Linked DNA regions of Mus musculus: region 1 is linked to region 2. A link is a contact called in ENCODE Hi-C or POLR2A ChIA-PET data. All regions are on one chromosome and are shown on one strand. Each heading gives the region's core, a stretch centred on a gene start or an enhancer-like site at or near the end of the contact. The rest is flanking DNA. Distances are from core to core; before and after follow the strand shown.

Region 1 (3,902 bases), core at 556-3,055, 330 kb before region 2:
CTAAGTTCTTCTCCCTGCCCTAATTAACAATAATAATAACAACAATAATTATTGTTTTGAGATAAGGTCTCTCTATATTTATTCCAGGCTGGCTTTGAACTTGTGACCCTCCTGCCTTAGCCTCTGGAAGGATGAGATTAAGGGAGTATGTTAGTGTATCCTGGTAGGGCCAAGTTTAAAACAGAAGGTTTTCTTTGTACCATGGAACCTTGGCTTGGTCTTTGCTCCATATCATGCTGTCTCAGAGCAAGAATACGGAGGTGATGGGGAGCAAGGATTAGATCATATCTATTTGTTTACTTGCTGCCAAAGAGGAACTGTGAGGATGCTGTGGCAGAACCTGGCCTAATTGCCTGTTGTTTCTTTTTTGCCATGGTGTGGGTGGCTTTTGAAATTCCCTGTAGTTTATGGAGGCGAGCCTGTGCCTTGCGGATGCCAGATGATGTAGCCGAATGGCTGTCGGCTGTTTATTTGCTAGTCTGTCGTTCTCAACACAGCATTCTTGAGTTCGGGAGGCCCTACACTGTTTGATGTCCCCTCCTCCTCCACCTCTAAATATAACCAGCCAGTCAATCAGTCTTGGCAGCCGTCGGGGCTAGGGCTGTCAGACGGAGTTTGCCTTGGATCCTCTGAACTATTGGCTTGTTTTCCCAGCTTGCAAGTGTATTCAAATAGTGAGATTGGAATTAGCCTTGCAAACATGCCGGCAGGTGGGGCCTCCAGGTTGAGAAGGAGGCAGCGTTTGTGGTGTCAAATGACATTTCTCTCTCCTCCACTCTCTGAAGTGGAGCAGGGGCTGAGTTGAGCGAGGGAGTGGTGGCTTTCACGCTTAGTGAGCAAGATGCGTGGGTGTGTTTTCCTGAATTGTGATTAAATTTTTTTTTCTTTTAAATTTTAAGTTGTTGCAAGAGAGAAAATGAGAAACCGGCAGGTGGTGGGGATTACTCGAAGGCTGTGTTGGATGGAGGAGGAGTACAGATGTAGTTTGGGGAGGGGTGTTTTCCCAGGGTATTTCAAGTGGACTCTGAGGCTCCCATCCTGGCCAGGGTTCTAGGTCTTCAGAAAGGACACAGCTTCCTGAACGGGAACAGCCCTTCCTGCTGCTGCCCTGAGGCTATTCCTGTAGGCTAGGAACAGTGTGGCTCCCAGTCCCCCCCCCCCCCCCCGAGGCTTGTTAAAGGGACCTGTGGGTAGCTGCCCGAAGATGCTAAATCCCAACCTGAAAGGCACCAGGGAGAAGCCTTGCACACACATTGCCATCCCTCTCACGCCCAGTTGCTTTTACCTGGAGCTTCATTGAAGGATGCAGTTGCGGTTGTCTGTGGCATGGCCTGGGCACATGGGTCCCTGCACTTCCGCCAACTGTGTGGTACCCTGTAGGCCTGGGCAGCTCTGTGATTGGTGCCAGCAGCAGATGCAATCATCCAATGATGGGCATCCACACTGGGTTCTGTAGGGTTCCGGGTCTTTAGCTGAGTTTAGAGAGGAAGAAGTTAAAGCAGCTCACCCAGGTCCTAGGGGCTCCTGCAGCCCAGAGTTGTCCTATACATGAATCTTCCAGAGGAGTTGCTTTGTGGTCCAGGACCCCTGGTTATCCATGACACCCTTGCATGGGATCTGTAAAGATAATTTTTTTTTCCATAAGAATTCTAAGATCGGTCTTTCATGGATATACAGTGGAATTTTCCAAAGGAAATCTCTACCAAGGATTTCCATCTTGGGCTGCCTCCTGGTCATTTGGTGACATAGTGCTGAATGCTGAGAAAACTTGTCCTAGGTAGGACCTGCTTCGATCCCCTGGTGGACTGTTGGTGTTGGTGCTGGTGTCTTGGGTTAATTTTTTGTGATCGTCGAGGGAGGACACCCCAGAACGTCAACGGGCATCAGTCACCAGCCTTGTTGTTAACTGTGCTTCCTCCTCTGTCACGGGGAGGAGTGTGGGTTCTGAGCAGCTGTGTGCTACAGAGCACTGTAACCCTGAGAGAGGTGGTGACCTCTCTGATCCCCTGCAACCCCTACAAATAGAGCAGGCAAGAAACTGCTGAACAGACAGACATGTGGGCCTCTGCCAGAGAGAGGGGCCCTCCCATTACTGAGTAATTTGTTTTGGGTTAGTCCCCCGAGAGATGGGGGGGGGGCAGGGGCGTGTAGCACCTTCTCAGTTGCTTCTGGCTTTGCAAAGGGACATGATGCAATGCTCACACAAGATGTCAATTAGCTCTGAACTGGGAAGGAAGGGATGAGAGGGCCCAGCCTGTGCCTGGGTAGGGTGCCATTCTGTGAGTTCCTTCATTTCATGTGCTCCTGCGAGCAGAATCTGATACCAAGGATAACAGATGAACAAAAGGGGGGGTACCTTCATTTGTGTCAGGCTGGGCAGGCTTCCTTTCTGGTCTCAATACTGTATCTACAGTGTCCCTAGAGAATGATGGGACTGTGATCTGGAGGGGTTCAGAGGAGAAAGGAGCCAGGGTAACCCTCACCCTCCCTTAACAAGAATAGAAGACAGTAAAGGGCCCCAGAAATAAATAATTGTTAACCAGACTGATTAATCAATAGACTAATTAAAAATCAAACACCTAAGAACACCACGGTCTGGGTTAATTATAAACCAACATTGAGGCGTTAAAACTTGTCCAGCCCATGGCTTTGAATTATTAACTGAATGAGTTAATTTCAAGCCGTCAGCTTAGGTAGCTGTGAGATCCAGGGTTAGAAGGAGGGGAGTTAGTGTGCCCTTTCCTTCGAGGGCCCGCTTTGGCGCCACGATCTTTATCAGTGTTGCTGTTTGCATTTTAAATCAAAATATCCTAAATGTTAGGCAGAGCCTCACACGCTTCAGTAAACTGTGCCGAAGGAGCAGAGCGAGCCAGCAAGAGTTGGCCTACGCTTTTCTTTCCTGTTGAAAGAACGACCGGTCTTAGTATCCCAGCATTCCAGTGGGAGAAAGGGCTCTGATGAATGCTTTCGGTTTGCAGTGATGACCACCCCCCCCCCCCCGCCCCCAATCCTGGCCCCAGCTCTGGCCCTGGCCCCGGCCCCTGTCTTGGTTGCTCTTTAGTGTGTTGGTTGCTCTTTAGTGTATTTTTTTTTCCTCTTTCTGAGATCAAGGTCTAGGCGTGGGTTCTCAGAAGTCTCCCCTGACCACCTGCTCTGATTTGAGACCCCTATAACACTGGGTGATGGTTGAGTACCCTCTCCATGCTTATGAGGGGTTTTAACACAGGTTTTTGTTTTAAAGATTTATTTATGTATATGAGTACACTGTAGCTGTCTTTAGACACATCAGAAGAGGACATCGGATCCCATTAAAGATGGTTGTGAGCTACCATGTGGTTGCTGGGAGTTGAACTTGGGACCTCTGGCAGAGCTCTTGATCACTGAGCTGTCTGGGCCTCAGTGATGTCTCACAATGGAGACACAGGCAGCCAGGCTGTTGATGAAAACAGTATTTCACAGAGGCTTTTGTACAGCGCTTGCTATTTTCTAGAGGTCTTGCAGAACAGCCCTGTTCGAGTGCGCCACAACGGAGCTGCTCTCACACGATGCACGCGGGTAGGCTCGGTAACTTCCCCGAGTGTTGCCGTTTCCTTTCTTAATTTGCTAAATGGGCTTTAAAATGGGAGATAAATGTAAATTTCAGCTCCATAAAATAGTCACTTTCAAATGCTCATGACTCAAATTAATTAATTAAAAAACAGCTTAACGCACCACTCGTGCCTACAAATGCGCTAAGTGCGTAATGTCTGCTTCATTCCTACGGCGGATGGGGTCACATTACAAGTTCCATCGACGAGGGGGAGAACATGCTCGAATCCAGTCTCGACATTTACAGAGCAGAGAGCCTCCTACGGCTTGTTTACTTAGAACATTGACTACTGCTCCTGCCCTCTTCCCAATTA
Region 2 (4,199 bases), core at 293-2,792:
GCCTCCTGAGTGCTGGAATTAAAGGCGTGTGCCACCACGCCCGGCTGCCATTTCTAACCTATAGCTGGCTCTAACCCAACCACAGTTGGTTTCCAACCCAAAGTTGGCTTTCACAGCCATACTTCTCTTCCTGGACCACACTCAAGCCAGTTCCCCTGATACACAGGCCTCCCGATATTGGAACCACCAGGGGATTCATACCCAAGCAAAGACAGGCAACCAGCTGTGTCTTCCACAATGAGTGGGTGGTTTTTTTTTTAAGATTTATTTATTTATTTATTTATTTATTTATTTATTTATTTATTTATTATATGTAAGCACACTGTAGCTGTCTTCAGGCATCCCAGAAGAGGGCATCAGATCTCATTACGGATGGTTGTGAGCCACCATGTGGTTGCTGGGATTTGAACTCAGGACCTCTGGAAGAGCAGTCAGTGCTCTTAACCACTGAGCCATCTCTCTAGCCCTGGGTATGTTTTTTTAAAGATTTATTTATTTAATGTATATGAGTACACCATCACTGTCTTCAGACACACCAGAAGAAGACATCAGATTCCATTGCAGATGGTTGTGAGCCACCATGTGGTTGCTGGGAATTGAACTCAGGACCTCTGGAAGAACAGTCAGTGCTTTTAACTGCTGAGTCATCTCTCCAGCCCAAGTGGGTGCATTTTTAAGAGAAGACCTTGCTTAATCATCAGATGAACTATTATGTCAACTTTCAGGCGATGTCTAACGCTCCTTGTCCCCAAGGAAACGAGTGTTGGGAGGAACGGAATCCAGGACAATACGTCAGACTCCCAAAGAGCTTGTGAGTACCTATCTCTAAGTAGAGGGCACAGCTGTGGATTCTAGTCACTTTTTTTCCAGAATCCCCTGGTCCTGTGCCTCCCATGATGGTGATATTAGCTTAAGTGAGGTCACTATATAAACTCCTAGCCAGCCTTCCACCCACCTATCCATTCACCCTCCCATCCATCTATCCACCCATCTGTCTTCCTCTTTACCCATCCACACATACATATACTTGGCACAGCCCATCGCCTGCTTACCCTGTGTTCTCTGAGCTCGGCGATAAGTGCTCAAGAGAAAGAACAAGACATGGAAGGTCCTGTTCAGCGTTCAAACAATAAAGTGGGCAATTGACACATAAGGCCACCGGGCTGGCACCGGCTCCCTGAAGAAAAAAGCGAAGAAAGTTTAGGAAGCCCTTGGACTCAGCAATCTGATGGATTTGTGAGGTGAAGTTTTGGGGTGAGGTGGGAAGGCTGGGTGGGAGCTGGAGACAATGTTCTAGGGGCAGGAACAGACCGGAAGAACCAAAGAAAACCTGGATCTAGCTGTGTGGCTGGAGGCAAGCAGCGGCAGCAGGAGGCAGCACTGAGGGAGAGGGTACAGGACAGCATCAGGGATGCTCTGTGAGCATCAGGGAGGCCTTGTGAGCAAATGCCACCAGGGGCTACTGCGACTCTGGGCGGTTTCCAGCTCTGCAGCTGGTATCCCAGGCTAGGCAATGAGAACAAGACTGGAGTAGGGGTGGGCATGAGGATGAAGACTAAAACTTGGTGCTGTTCACCATGATTAATTAACCCAGTGCCAGAACCCCCAAGGCACGGTGCTAAAAATACCTGCTTCCCTCTGAGACGCGGCAGCTGCCACCCAGCAACTTTCAGCCATGCCATTTGTCATAATTTGACACTGCTAAGGAGTGTCCACGGGGCTGTGTTTCTGTGAGAATCGGACTTGCCCAGAGCTCACCAGCCAGCTGGTACTCAGGACGCACCCATGGCACATGTCTCGAGTGTCTTATTTCCTGTCTCCGAGCCCTGCCCAAGCTGCATCTGGATGTGACTGGCACCTGTCTGCCGCTCGCTTCCTCAGAAGGGAGGAGAGACCTGCCTCCAGAGGTGTGAGCCAAGGCGGCATTCGCCAGTGCATCCTGGGATGCTGTGTTTCACACCGCTGCAACCCTGCACCTCGGATTACAGCCATCTATCAGAGGCCCTGCCAGCCCAGGGCGGCACTTTAATTAAAATATGTAAAACACGCTGGTGGGAGTTGGCTCTGAACACACGGGAGCCTGTCTTTGACAGAAGTAGGTGCAGGCCAACCCAGCTTGGAGCTGGCCCTTCTCCAGCCAGGGAGGATAGGCCTGCCAGGAGGGACCTCCTGAAGGCTGCAGACAGTGAGGTCTGTCTGAGAAGCAGCGTTCTCTGGAGCAACAGAACTTAACCTGGGCGAGAAGGTCTGTTCAGAAGAGAGTTGTAGCAAGTCTAACACTTCTACCTCATGTGCTAGCATGCTGGATATGTGTGACACCAGCTACCAGTGTTGAGAACTATAATATTCTACCCTCACTTTCAGTCCTAATTTTCTTAAATCGGTTGTAAAAGTGGTAACTGATATTTATTTAAACTTTTTTTTCCCTTTGAGACAGGGTTTCTTTGTGTATAGACTTGGCTATCCTGGAACTCATTCTGTGGACCAGGCTAGCCTTGAACTCAGAGATCTGCCTGCCTCTGCCTCTGCCTCCTGAGAGCTGAGATTAAAAATGTGCACCACCAACATCTGATGATATAAACTTTTTAAATGCAGCACCAAGGATTTTTAAATTTTTTATTAATTTACTTTACTATATTTTGTGTATGGGTACTTGTGTGTATGTCTATGCATCTACCTTGTGGGTACCCACTGAAGCCAGAAGAGGGTGTTGGATCTGGTACTGGAGTTACAGACGGTTGTTAGTTGTCACATTGGTGCTGGGAATTGAACCCTGGTCCTCTGTAAGAGCAGCAAGTGCTCTTAACCACTGAGCCATCTCTCCAGCCTTAACAATGAGGATTCAACCCGGAGTCTTGTCTAACACATACCACTCACCGGATTACTAGCCCCTTTTCTTCTCCTGTCCCCCACCATCTCTCCCTCTCCCTCTCCCTCTCCCTCTCCCTCTCCCTCTCCCTCTCCCTCTCCCTCTCCCTCTCCCTCTCCCTCTCCCTCTCTCTCTCTCTCTCTCTCTCTCTCTCTCTCTCTCTCTCTCTGTCTCTGTGGTATTTTTGTGGATATAAGGGTATATGTAAAATATGTACACAAGTTCCTGTAGAGGCCAGAGGGGAACTCTGCTGCCATTCCTTGGAAGTTGCCCACCTTGTATTTGAACTGCAGGGTTTCTCACTGGCCTGGGGCTACCAAGTAGGCTATGTTAGCTGACCAGTGAGCTCCAGGAACCTGCCTGCCTCGGTCTCCCAGCTTTTTAACATAGACCTGGGGATTGAACTAAGTTCTCAGGCTTGCAAGGCAAGCACTTAGCTGACTGAGCTGTCTCCCTAGACACACTCCTCTCCTCCCCTTCTCTAGCGTTTTATTTTGAGACAGGATGTCACTGAAAAACTCGGGCTGGTCTTGAACTCTGTAGTCCAGGCAATCCTTGAACTTGCGGTCTTCCTATCTGGGCCTCTATAGTTGATGAAATTCTTCAAGACATTTCATTTTCCAGAACTTTACACCTTTCCAAATGGGATACTGCTTCAGACTTTGCTGTCTGCTGAGCAAGAGTGCTAGAGTCTGCATCACTTAAGGCAAAGATGAGCAAACTTTTTTATGCAAAAATCAGGAAAAAAAATTTTAGATCAAAGATTTCACACAAACTTCTTAATCTGAAAATGCCACATTTGCACATTGTTTAAATCTGTTTTTCCATCGTTGAAGGTGTTCACGTTAGTACTGAAAAGTCAAACGGTCCTGTAGCATCCTGAACCGCCCCCTGACCCGAGTTCAACCTGGGCTGCATTTTATGTACCATCACATGGCCTCTAGAGCACTGAGAGATCTAGGGCTGGGGAAGCAAGCTGCATTCTGAGCCCCAGCTCTAGATCTGTCAAAAAAAAAAAAAAAAGAAAAAAAAAAGAAAAAGAAAAAAAGAAAAAGAAAAAGAAAAAGAAAAAGAAAAAGAAAAAGAAAAAGAAAAAGAAAAAGAAAAAGAAAAAGAAAGAAAAAGAAAAAGAAAAAGAAAAAGAAAAAGCCCTAGAAAGTATTCAGGGTCTGGAAGAGCAGCAGCCTGCAGGGGAATGACTAGAAGCATATTTCTGCAGAGTTAGAGGTACCACACAAGCCAGTCACGGCTGCCCATTCCCAGCTATCCCAAGGGGAGCAAAGGGGGAAGGGAGCCTACCAGCTCCTAACTAATTCACGGCAAAGAAAGC

The links. Hi-C counts contacts between places; a loop is a spot of excess contacts on that map. ChIA-PET counts read pairs that join two places held with the same protein, here RNA polymerase II (POLR2A).
Region 1: a loop to region 2 is called in a map of Patski, with 2.4 times the contacts of the local background. The contact joins the promoter of 0610039H22Rik here to the enhancer-like site in region 2. A Hi-C loop is called at or near these places in 1 of 37 maps with a recorded cell type or tissue (Patski). POLR2A ChIA-PET finds 5 or more read pairs at or near these places in 1 of 5 experiments (embryonic stem cell).

What each region holds. Positions count from the first base shown.
Region 1 is chr11:88,617,154-88,621,055 of GRCm38, reverse strand. It overlaps 0610039H22Rik (RIKEN cDNA 0610039H22 gene), which reads right to left and starts at 1,805. Exons shown (of 3, transcript NR_131025.1): 1 at 1,286-1,805. The region is part of intron 5 of Msi2 (musashi RNA-binding protein 2); the gene reads left to right.
Region 2 is chr11:88,286,453-88,290,651 of GRCm38, reverse strand. No RefSeq gene overlaps it. Among named protein-coding and RNA genes, the nearest start is that of Ccdc182, 5.5 kb to the left of the region's middle. Within about 2 kb of position 1,542, at least 1 of the 3 ENCODE cell types and tissues checked has a DNase peak (open chromatin) inside an H3K27ac peak, as active enhancers do.